2 separate regions of the Homo sapiens genome follow, and region 2 is linked to region 1. A link is an interaction called in ENCODE POLR2A ChIA-PET data of the cell type or tissue named here. Cell type or tissue: Caco-2. All regions are shown on one strand. Each heading gives the region's core, and the rest is flanking DNA. Links, peaks and the distances in the headings are about the cores only.

Evidence for each region. ChIA-PET counts read pairs that join two places held together with the same protein. Peaks named below come from ENCODE experiments on the same cell type or tissue, not always from the same donor. Only the 100,000 strongest peaks of a DNase experiment are listed, where the experiment ranks them.
Region 2: POLR2A ChIA-PET joins it to region 1 with 5 read pairs; 3 of 35 experiments call an interaction of 5 or more read pairs at or near these places.

The regions. Positions count from the first base shown.
Region 1 is chr11:62,319,740-62,325,770 of GRCh38, forward strand. No RefSeq gene overlaps it. Among named protein-coding and RNA genes, the nearest start is that of ASRGL1, 15 kb to the right of the region's middle. RefSeq lists an enhancer at 5,444-5,945. In Caco-2, for the core only: a CTCF peak has its summit at 5,396 (motif pointing left); DNase peaks (open chromatin) are centred at 3,002 and 5,332.
Region 2 is chr11:62,718,577-62,724,607 of GRCh38, forward strand. HNRNPUL2 (heterogeneous nuclear ribonucleoprotein U like 2) reads right to left here. Exons shown (of 14, transcript NM_001079559.3): 2 at 5,715-5,850; 3 at 5,338-5,414; 4 at 5,011-5,150; 5 at 4,237-4,327; 6 at 4,025-4,137; 7 at 3,541-3,804; 8 at 3,244-3,366; 9 at 2,719-2,847; 10 at 1,447-1,615. It overlaps HNRNPUL2-BSCL2 (HNRNPUL2-BSCL2 readthrough (NMD candidate)), which reads right to left. Exons shown (of 24, transcript NR_037946.1): 2 at 5,715-5,850; 3 at 5,338-5,414; 4 at 5,011-5,150; 5 at 4,237-4,327; 6 at 4,025-4,137; 7 at 3,541-3,804; 8 at 3,244-3,366; 9 at 2,719-2,847; 10 at 1,447-1,615. Among named protein-coding and RNA genes, the nearest start is that of HNRNPUL2-BSCL2, 5.8 kb to the right of the region's middle. In Caco-2, for the core only: a CTCF peak has its summit at 3,634; a DNase peak (open chromatin) is centred at 3,595.

The DNA of each region.
Region 1 (6,031 bases), core at 610-5,609:
GCCTCCAGAGTAGCTGGGATTACAGGTACACACCACCACACCCAGTTAACTTTTGTATTTTTAGTAGAGACAGAGTTTCACCATGTTGGCCTGGATGGACTCAATCTCCTGACCTCGTGATCCACCTGTCTTGGCCTCCCAAAGTGCTGGGATTACAGGTGTGAGCCACCGCGCCCAACCTACTCTCTATCATTATGAGTTCAATCGTTTTAATTTTTAGCTTCCATAATTAAGTGAGAACATGCAAAGTTTGTCTTTCGGTGCCCGGCTTGTTTCACTTAACATAATGACCTCTAGTTCCACCTATGTTGCTGCAAATGGCAGGATCTCATTCTTTTTATGGCTGGATAATACTCCCTTGTGTATATGTACCACACTTTCTTTATCCATTTATCTTTGATAGACACTTAGGTTGCTAACAAATCTTGGCTATTGTGAATGGTGCTGCAGTAAACCTTGGAGTTAGATATCTCTTCAAAATCCTGATTTCCTTTCTCTTGGGTATACACTTAGCAATGGGATTGCTGGATCGTATGGTAGCTCTACTTTTAGTTTTTTGAGGAACCTCCAAACTGTTCTCCATAGTGGTTGTACTAATTTGCACTCCCACCAACAGTGTACAAGGGTTCTCTTTTCTCCACATCCTCCCCAGCATTTGTTATTGCCTGTCTTTTGGATAAAAGCCATCTTAACTAAGGTGAGGTGATATTTCATTGTAGTTTTGATTTGTATTTCTTGGATGATCAATGATGTTGAGCACCTTTTCATTTGCCTGTTTGCCATTTGTATGTCTTCTTTTGAGAAATGCCTATTCAGATCTTTGACCCACTTTTAATCAGATTATTATTATTTTTTCCTATAAAATTGTTTAAATGTAGCCAGGCACAGTGGCTCACACCTATAATCCCAGCACTTTGGGAGGCCAAGGCAGATGGATCACTTGAGGTCAGGAGTTCGAGATCAGCCTGGCCAACATGAAAAACCCCAACTCTACTAAAAATACAAAAATTAGCCGGGTGTAGTGGTGGGTGTCTGTAGTTCCAGCTACTCAGGAGGCTAAGGCGGGAGAATCGCTTGAACCCAGGAGGCGGAGGTTACAGTGAGCCAAGATCGCACCACTGCATTCCAGCCTGGGCGACAGTCTCAAAAAAAAAAAATTGTTTAAATGTAATGTTTGAGCAGACAGGTTGACCTTGGAGGGAAGAGTTTGGATGACAAGTGTGCTGGTGGCAGGAATGGAGTGGGGTGAGGAGTGAGTGGGTGGTGGGATGGGGACACAGGGAGAGAAGAAGTTTTTGGAGAGAAGATAACACAGTTGGCAGATTCTCTAGAGCCTATCAAGGCATTGCCTTGTGGGATGAAGTCATTATAAATTTGGGGTCTCAAAAAAACAATGGGCATAGGGATCATGCAAATTCCTGAATTTAGGCACAAAGCCTCAGCTGCCCACGTATAAAACAGGCCAGTGTGAAACTCCCACTTGCCCGTGCTTCTGAGGAGAGTGTCTGTTCATCTGAGGCTAAGGCAACACTGACCTTTATAGCTCCCACTGAAAGCTGATGGTTCTGGCTTTCGAGTCAGGGACCTGTGGTTATCAGCCCTGGGTAAACTTGACAAAAGGAGTGACGGGCAGAATTGCCTGGAGCAGTGATGAGAAAATCCGAAACCAAAAAGGGTATATAGGATGACTCCTCCGGGATACTTGGACATGCTCCCGGAGGCTCTGCAGTTAACCTGCCTATAGGAGGGGAGGAGCCTAGGATTCTGTTGCTGACACTCCAGCTTCTGTTGCATCCCCTCCCCACTTTTCCGAAAGGCACAGCAACTCCTTGGGTCATCGTACATTGGCAGGAGGAAGCTGGGTTTGCCATCAGAAAAAGAGGATGACCTCGGTTAACAAAAGTAAAACATTTGGGAGGCCAAGGCGGGTGGATCACCTGAAGTCAGGAGTTCGAGACCAGCCTGACCAACATGGTGAAACCCCATCGCTACTAAAAATACAAAATCAGCTGGACATGGTGGCACATGCCAGTAATCCCAGCTACTTGGGAAGCTGAGGTGGGAGAATTGCTTGAACCCGGGAGGCAGAGGTTGCAGTTAAGCCGAGATCGCACCATTGCACTCCAGCCTGGGCAACAAGAGCAAAATTCCATCTCACAAAGAAACACAAACAAAAACAAAAATAAAACAACAGGAATGCCAACAAGGAAAGGCAGCTCTGGGTCAGCAAGCACACCCTTCTTTGTCCAAAGGGCAGAACACAACACGAGCAGCAGAGAAGGAGCCCAGGATAACCTGGAGGAAGACATCAGCTGGTGGCTGGAAAGGCTGCTCCAGGGTGTGTCAGGCAAATTAAATGAACTCAGCCAAGACTATTTTATAAAATAATAATCATGTCCAATATATTATTCTATTCTACATCTCATAAAGTACTTTCACATACATTATTTCTTCTCATTAATCAATTGAAAGGAACATATTCTAGAGTGGCTCCTGGAAGAGAATGGTCTAGATTTATTTGAGCATAGGGAGGATAACAATGTTAGTCCAGCTCAGAAGAAGCAAGTGAGGCTGCCAGGGTCACCCCAGGCAGACACTCGGCACAGGAATTTCAGCACGGGCCCTTGACCCTAAGATGCACAGGAATGGAACACTCAGGCTTCATTTTAAGCTTTCCCTGCTTGTGAAGGTTAATTTCAGGTGTCAGCTTGACTGGATTAAGGGATACCCAGATAGCTGGTAAACCACTATCTGTGGGTGTGTCTGTGAGGGTGTATTCAGAAGAGGTTGGCATTTGAATCACTGGGAAGATCCACCCTCACCCAGTGTGGGCCCAATCAGCTGAGGGCCCACGTAGAACAGAAAGGCAGACAAAGGGTGAATTTGCTCTTGCTGTCTCTCTGCTGGAGCTGGGACACCCTTCTTCTCCTGCCCTAGGCAATAGGAACTTCAGGTTCTCTGGCCTTTGGACTCTGGAACATACATCAGCTGCCTCCCAGTTTCTCAGGCCTTCAGCCTCAGACTTCCATTTCACAATATCAACTTGTCTGGTTCTCAGGCCTTTGGGCTTGGACTGAGACACGCTTCAGGCTTCCCTGGTTCTCCAGCTTGCAGCTGGCCTGCCATGGGACTTCTCAGCCTCCATCCTCACATAAGCCAATTCCCCTAACAAATCCCCCTATATATTTATACAAACATATAGTTATATATAATCTCCTATTGGTTCTGTCTCTCTAGAGAACCCCAACTAATACACTGCTCTACACAGCTCTACAGTAATGGAGGTCTAAATGATAATCTAAGTAAAATGTTTGCTAACTACCTGCCATCTCTAATTAGCTACACCATTAGCTAGATCAAATAGCTAATCAACTAGCTAGACCAACATGCAAAGGAGAGAATCCTCCTCTCATTACACATACTTCTGGAAAGGCTAATAAGTGTAGAAGAAAGAAAAGTGTCAATCGCCTAACTCAGGATCAACAAACTTTCTGCAATGGGCCAGGAAGAAAATATGTGAGGCTTTGTAGGCCACCATCGTCTGTTCCAGCTACTCAACCCTGCCACTCTAGGGTGAAAGCAGCCAGAGACAATATGTAACAAACAAATGAGTGTCAACTAATGAGAAATAAGGGCTGGACATGGTGGCTCATGCCTGTAATCCCAACAATTTGGGAGGCTGAGGCTGGTGGATCATGAGGTCAGGAGATCGAGACCATCCTGGCCAACATGGTGAAACCCTGTCTCTACTAAAATACAAAAAATTAGCTGGGCATGGTGGTGCACGCCTGTAGTCCCAGCTACTCAAGAGGCTAAGGCAGGGAAATCACTTGAACCCAGGAGGCAGAGATTGCAGTGAGCCTAGATCATGCCACTGCACTCCAGCCTGAGGACAAAGCGAGACTCCGTCTCCCCCGACCAAAAAAAAAAAAAAAACCCTGCAGGGCAGCAAACAAGAGAGGAATTGCAATGCGGGAGACACAAATCTAGCAAGCAGCTAAATCATGTTCCCTCCAAGTGAGGTTGAGCAGGAGTTTTAGAGGTTTACTGTAAATTTACACAAGTGGGACAACTTAGCATGGTCTATGATTAATGGTGATTGATTGACAGCTTAGAATGTCTCTAGCTGATGATCAGCTTATGTTGGCACAGCTCTCTCCCCAGGAGATTTGTGATCAGGCCCAATATAAATAGGTTAAACTAAATGTACCTGCTTCTTCAGGATGTTTACAGTTTGGCCCAGTTCCACAGGTGACATTCTGTCTGGGTGTGTATAGGCCTGGGTCCAACTCTTCCTACCCACCCACCAACTTTTTAGATGCCTCTGACATAGCCATTTCCATCCTGGATTTCCTTTCATATAAATATGTTTGTTTCCCAAGAAGACTTTATTTCTGAACCCTGAAATTTGATTTCACATAATTTCCATGTGTCAGAAAGTACTGTTCTTCTTTTGATTTTTTTAACCATTTAAAAATATAAAATCCAGGGCCGGGCGCGGTGGCTCACGCCTGTAATCCCAGCACTTTGGGAGGCCGAGGCGGGTGGATCACAAGGTCAGGAGTTCGAGACCAGCCTGGCCAACCTGGTGAAACCCTGTCTTTACTAAAAATACAAAAAATATCTGGGCGTGGTGGCGGGCGCCTGTAATCCCAGCTACTCGGGAGGCTGAGGCAGGAGAATCACTTGAACCCAGGAGGCGAAGGTTGCAGTGAGCCGAGATCACGCCATTGCACTCCAGCCTGAGCGACAAGAGTGAAACTCCGTCAAAAAAACAAAAAACAAAACAAACAAACAAAAACGTGCAGAGGGCAGAGCAGAGGATGCATGCACGTGGAAAATGAGAATAACTCTCTTACCTACCTTCAGCAGTGCTCTAACAATTGCAGCAGATTATACCCCAGAGGTCGCAGGAGGAAAAGACTTAACCCTGAAGGCAGGCCAGCCGCTGGGAGAGCCAAGAAGAGGCAAAGCTTTACGTGCCCTCTAGCCCGCTGCCCACTTCCAGAGCCAGGTAAGTCAGTTCTCCTTCTGAGAAGGTGAGGACTGCCTCCTATGGCTAGATGAAGAGTGATTTCTATAAACAGCCCTGGCTCCGGGCAATGTGGGTACCGTCATGACCATCACAAATATGTTTACATTTGCTAAGATCGCAAACAATCTAAACAACCACCGATAGCGCTGAGACAGAATGGTGTCCAAGATATACTACTGAGTGAGAAGAGGAAATTACAGGTCACCCAGGACATTACGCAAGGCGCACACTATTTGTATCAAAGAAGGGTGGCCACAGACGGAGGAGGCTCCCACCACAGGCCAACTTCATCATTGCAAAGCCTCCGCCAGCCGATCCCTGGGGAAACAGCGCCTCCTTGGGGCCAGAGCGCTGTATCTGCACCCCACACCTCCGCATTGGAGGTGTCAGGATGGCTGAGGCCGCCTTGGAGGGTGGCTGCTTCATCTCACCGACCCCTGGTGAAGACGCTAAGAAATGATGGTGCTCTAAAAGAAGTCTCTTTGGCTGTTTCGTTTATCCCATCAGAAAAGAACAGAGATTCAAATCTTGCTATCACCATATTGCCTTTTCATCATCAGGGTTAGCCACAGCACAAGCTATTGAGAAGCTGCTTGGCAAAACTCCTGTGCCCAAGAGGATTGTGTCTTATGGGCTTCAGACACAATCTCTGCCAAGGAGAACCTGCAGTCTAGGATGAGGAAACAGTTATAGAGAGTAGATAGATAAAAAGATATAAGTATTTACAAATCCATAGTATAGGGTTGGTAATAAATTACTAGAACAAACAGGAACTGATTTATTACTTACATCTTAGTTCTTTCCAAAAAAAATTGTGAGTTACAATATGAAACTGCAGAGGATGTCAAATCATTTAGGGACAGGGAGAGCACGAGGCTTGGAGAAGGAAGGACAGAATTCCATCCCTGGCCCTCTCACTTCACACTTGGTATGACTCTTCACTGCCCTTTGACCTGGAGTTTTGGGGGCACCAAACTCTAGGTGAAAACCTCTCTA
Region 2 (6,031 bases), core at 770-5,769, 400 kb after region 1:
CAGCTACTCAAGAGGCTGAGGCAGGAGAATCGCTTGAACCCGGGAGGCGGAGGTTGCAGTGAGCCGAGATCGCGCCACTGTACTCCAACCTGGGCGACAAGGGCAAGACTCTGTCTTTAAAAAAAAAAAAAAAAAAAGCAGAATAAGAAATGTAGACAAACAGTAGATGTACCAGAAATATTTACTTAACAAATAACTGATTCACAGAAGCCTCTCCCTTGATCCTTTGAGTTTAAATTACCCTACGGTCACTTTTTTTTTTTTGAGACCGAGTCTTCTCACTCTGTTGTCCAGGCTGGAGTGCAGTGGCACAATCCCAGCTCACCGCAAACTCTGCCACCTAGGTTCAAGCAATTCTCTGCCTCAGCCTCCCGAGTAGCTGTGATTACAAGCGCCCACCACCATGCCCGACTAATTTTTTTTGTATTTTTAGTAGAGACAGGGTTTCACCATCTTGGCCAGGCTGGTTGTGAGCTCCTGACCTTGTAATCCACCCACCTCAACCTCCCAAAGTGCTGGGATTACAGGCGTCAGCCACCGCGCCTGGCTCACTATTTCCCTTTCTGTATCTTTTTCAAAACGAGCCAAGGCGGCTAGGCACAGCGGCGTATGCCTATAATCTAAGCACTTTAGGAGACCAAGGCGGGCAAATCACCTGAAGTCAGGAGTTCCAAGACCAGCCTGGGCAATATGGCGAAACCCCATCTCTACTAAAAATACAAAAATTAGCTAGGCATGGTGGCACATGCTTGTAATCTCAGCTACTTGGGAGGCTGAAGCAAGAGGATCACTTGAACCCAGGAGGTGGACGTTGCAGTGAGCTGAGATCACACCACTGCACTCCAGGCTGGGCAACAGGGTGAGACTCTGTCTCAAAACCAAACCAAAACAAACCAAGAAAACAATGAGTCAAAATTATTGCTTCTCTCTGTTCATTCATTTATCTACAAGTGCTCACGACCATTAAGTTCCTCTTCAGATTTACATTTTAGATGTAGAGTGTCACTCCAGTTGCTAAGAGACCTCAATAAGGTGTGCACTGACCAGGGATAAGATCTCTTTAACTTGTACAATTTTAGCCCACTGCTATGGTTTGAGTTATGTCCCACCAAAGTACAAGTGTTGAATACTTAATCCCCAATGAGCAGTATTGAGAGGGTGGGACTTTTAATGTGATTTGGTCATGAGGATTCCATCCTCATGAATAGATTAATGCCATTATTGTGAAAGTGGCTTTGTTATAAAAGCAAGTTCTCTCACATGTGCCCTCTTGCCTTTTGCCCTCCTGACATGGAATGATGCAGCAAGAAGGACCTCACCAGATGCTAATGCTATGCTCTTGGACTTCCTAGCCTCCAGAATGAGGGAAATAAACCTCTATTACTTACAAATTATGAAGTCTATGGTATTCTGTTATAGCAGCAGAAAATGGACTAAGACACCCACCTTTCATCTCCAGCATTATAGATTCAGGCACATCATCTCCCTCTACTTCCTTCCTCAACTCCAGCCTCTTCTTCCAATCTTCCTCATTAGGGACAACCACCACCACTTTCCGAGAGAAGGTCTTGAACAGCAATAGCTTCCGCCGTTGGCCAGAATTGTACACATTACACTAAGAACAGGAGGAATAACTGATGTTTAGGAAGAAAATTATCACTCAGATTTAACCAAAAGAATCAGTATCAGCTGGGCACGGTGGCTCACGCCTGTAATCCTAGCACTTTGGGAGGCCGAGGTGGGCAGATCATCTCAGGTCAGGAGTTCAAGACCAGCCTGGCCAACATGGTGAAACCTCATCTATACTAAAATACAAAAATTAACTCGGCATGATGGTGGGTGCTGTAATCCCAGCTATTTGGGAGGCTGAGACGGAAGAATCGCTTGAACCCAGGAGATGGTGGTTGCAGTGGGCTGAGATCACGCCACTGTACTCCAGCCTGGGTGGCGGCTGAGCAAGATTCCATCTCAAAAAAAAAAAAAAAAAAAAAAAAAAAAGGCCGGGCGTGACAGCTCACGCCTATAATCCTGTTATCCCAGCACTTTGGGAGGCTGAGGCAGGTAGATCATGAGGTCAGGAGATCAAGAGCATCCTGGCTAACACGATGAAACCCTGTCTCTACTAAAAATACAAAAAATTAGCCAGGCATGGTGGCGGGCACCTGTAGTCCCAGCTACTCGGGAGGCTGAGGCAGGAAAATAGCATGAACCTACGAGGCTGAGCTTGCAGTGAGCCGAGATAGCGCCACTGCACTCCAGCCTGGGCGACAGAGCGAGACTCGGTCTCAAAAAAAAAAAAAAAAAAAAAAAAGACTCAGTATCTTTGACAACTTAGACACGAGATAAAGGGTCAATACACATGATCTTCTTTAACTTTTCAAACTACATGACAGGTATTATCCTGTTTTGCTCATCAGGGAAACTGAGGTTCAGAAAGGATAAGGGACTTATCCAAGATCACAAACCAGAATGTGGTGGAGCCAGGAATTCAAATGAGTTCCAACTCTTTCCATTGTCTTTATTACATGTTTTATAGCCTGGGTCCATATATTTTCAAGTAAAAACACTAATTAGGGGTACCTCTGAGTTCAAAAAACATTGCAACCATAACACACAACCAGATGGTCATAATTAGGTAAGCTGACTCTGCTCCTTAATTCAGTCTCTCTTTATATACACATCCCACCTTGACTCTAGGCAATTTTATCAGATTAATACCTGATCAAGAATAAAGTTCCTCTTTGTCCGGGAAGCAATCTGGACCAGCTTACTAAGGCACTGGGAGGCTTGCTGAACTAAAAGGTCTCGGCTTTTGGGGTCCATCTCTGGCTCCTCGAGACCCTTCATCTGATTAGTTTGAGAGGAAGTGAAAAAAAAAAACAAAACACAAGTTATATTGCAAGTTAAAGCCCAAGAGTTATTGGTAAATGTCACCTCTTCAAATACTGAATCTATGATATCACTCTATTCCCATTCTTCAGTGCTGTGAATGTTGTCCATTTCCTGCAGTAGTCATTTCTATCTAGTCTTAACCTGGATGTATTTCAGATCTCATCTGCTTTCAGAAATTTGACAACACAGCAAAGAAAAAAAAAATCAATCCACCTAAAACGCATAGAGAAAAATCTCATTTCTCTATTTCTGGGACCCTTGTTCTCAGACACTTGAGACTAATTCTCCATTAAAGATAGGTTATAAGAGTCTCCAAATACTGTATCCGACAAATCCCCAACAGCAACTTACCCTCATTTGATTGAGCACAGTCTCAGCTCCCAGGACATTGTATCTTTTCTCAGGGTTTTCTTTTGCATATTTCAGTGCCCACTGGGTCTTTCCAGATCCGGGTAGTCCCACCATCAGAATCACCTGCAAAAAACAGAACCAGAAATATAATGAAAAATAAATGAGGGTCATGTTTATCAAAACCAATTTAAGAACATCCTCCCATTCCTGTTTGGTAACGCTCTGAGACCCTGGAGAGCATACGCACCCACCTCTGCAAAGCATACAACCTCAGTGTTCGTATACTGTTTGGCATACCTCACATTCCTCTATGGTCTTGGGAGGGACTGCAGTGCGTACACGCTCCTCAACAGGCACAGCATGAATGAACACAAACTCTTCTGGTGGTGGGAAGAAGGGCTCCTCCTTCTGACCGAAGTTTAATTCTACAACACAATTTTTGCAGAGGACATGGGGTAGAAGGGCCCGGTCTGCCAGGGAATCCTTGCTGATCCAGAATGCCACACCTAGGTCTTCTCCATTCTTGGAGAAGGAAAGTTCTACTTCTTCAGTCTCAAAATTCTACAATGACAAGGGACAAGAGCACTTATTGGCTGACGAGGCTTTGGGTTGATTAAACTTTACAATTTATTCTTTTTTCACACAGACTGCTGCACAAAGTAACTAAGCGAGCCACACACATCACATGCATAAAAGCCAGCAGTTGATGGGAAGCACAAGTGAATTCCCAGTGCCCTCTATCCGCTCCTTGTTATAACCCACAACTTTCAGGAGCACTTACAGCAAAGCAGCCAATAACATCATTCTCCCCAAAAGTCTGGCCAAATTCCTCAAATTGTCCATTTTCTGCCTTGAGTCCTCGTCCATCGAAACCGTAAGAGAATTCATCTTCACCTAGAACAGTCAACAAATTAGTTACCTACAACCGGACTTCCCATAGAGTAAGCAATATGGTAGTAAACACTAATGAGGAACTTAAAGAAATAACTTTACCAAGCTGTGGACGGGAAAAATCAACAGACCACCCAACTCGAAGGAGAGAGACCTCTGTGCAGCCTTCTTTCATTGGGAGATTCTGGGTTACCTGGCCAAGTCAGAAAGGGAACTATTAGATATTGTGACCAACTGAGTAGCAAACTCTGAGTTCGAAGGACAAGATTTTTATACAAACTGAAAACGACATTTACCTCAACTCAACATCAGAATAACAATCACTGAACTTAAAGCCACAGGGATCAATTTCTTGGTTACTGAAACTAAGGTTCTTGTTAAAGCACAGTGCTTTTACCTACCTGCACTAATAAAAGCCTGATTGGACAGAAGTCCAGTATACATAGGTAGTAGCTTAATGAATAAATGAACGGTCTTTTTAAAAAAATATTTCTTCCCCAGCCAGGTGCGGTAGCTCATGCCTGTAATCCCAGCACTTTGGGAGGCCAAGACGGGCGGATCACCTGAGGTCGGGAGTTCAAGACCAGCCCGACCAACATGGAGAAACCCCATCTCTACTAAGAATACAAAATTAGCCAGGTGTGGTGGCGCATGCCTGTAATCCCAGCTCCTCGGGAGGCTGAGGCAGGAGAATCGCTTCAACCCAGGAGGCAGAGGCTGTGGTGAGCCGAGATGGTGCCACTGGACTCCAGCCTGGGTAACAAGAGCGAAACTCCATCTCAAAAAAAAAGAGATAATAATCTTCTTTTCCCCCTCTAAGAACCGTAAGCATCCAGTAATAAATGAATGAATGAATGAATGGTCTTAATGAGCTACCTTTGCCTCAAAGCAGACTTTTCCCTTTGTCACTCCGTAAGTACTCCTTGCCCCAGACCAAAGGGTGGGGAACTTCTCTGAGAAAAGTGGCTGCCCTCCATAGCGGTCTTTGCTCACTTGAAAATGCAGATCCGAGGTATCTGTAAAGAAAGAAGCAATCAGTTTACTCCAATGTCCAATACTTGTAAGCCGCCAACAGAGCATAAGTATACCAGTTGTTGTAGTGGATACAAAGTCTCATAGAATTTATAGGCTATGAAGTTTTAATCTCCAAAATCACTTTTAGGAGATTAGTTAAAAACCACAGTCTGTCTGCCTTATACATACACGTGTCCAGGTTCACAAGAGTTTGATCCTCCTCCTCATCTTTTGCCTCTTCTTCAGGAGGCAGTGGAGACTTTGAGCTATATATGTAAGATAGAAAAGAAACACAATGTAAACAAAGCCCTCTTCTTTGAGGGGTGTGTGTGTATGACATTATGTCCATTTTAAACTGTCAGTGAATATCAAATCCCAGCAGACAGCTTTTTCCAATAAATGAGAAAGGGCAATAGGAGTTTCCATGGTAGATGCAATCTAAAACTCATGCCTATAAAAACCTATTCCATTTTGAATCCACCCTCCTTCCAGTCTCTCCAGTCAATACCAGGTATACCAAAATCAGAGCAGACACTCCCTTCAACGAAAGGGACTGTTTCCCTCACCGGCTGTGGTAAGCCTCCTCTCGGAATTCATAGTAAGCTCGGCCATGTTCATCCTTCTCATCCCGCTGTCTCTTTACCCCCCGCCGCTCACCATCTGAGCCTGCTGGTTTTGACTTTTCACTATCCTGGTCATCTCCTACAAAAACGAGGGAAAGAAAATCAGCAGTTTTCATACTGGAGTGTAGAATAAGCTCACAACTAATAGACACTAACAGGGAATCTGAGAATCTGTCTGATCAAAACAGCCAGGTTATTCCCACTACATTCACATAACATTTTATTTCTAAAGATCAGCTTTCTGTCATTGGCTGTGATTT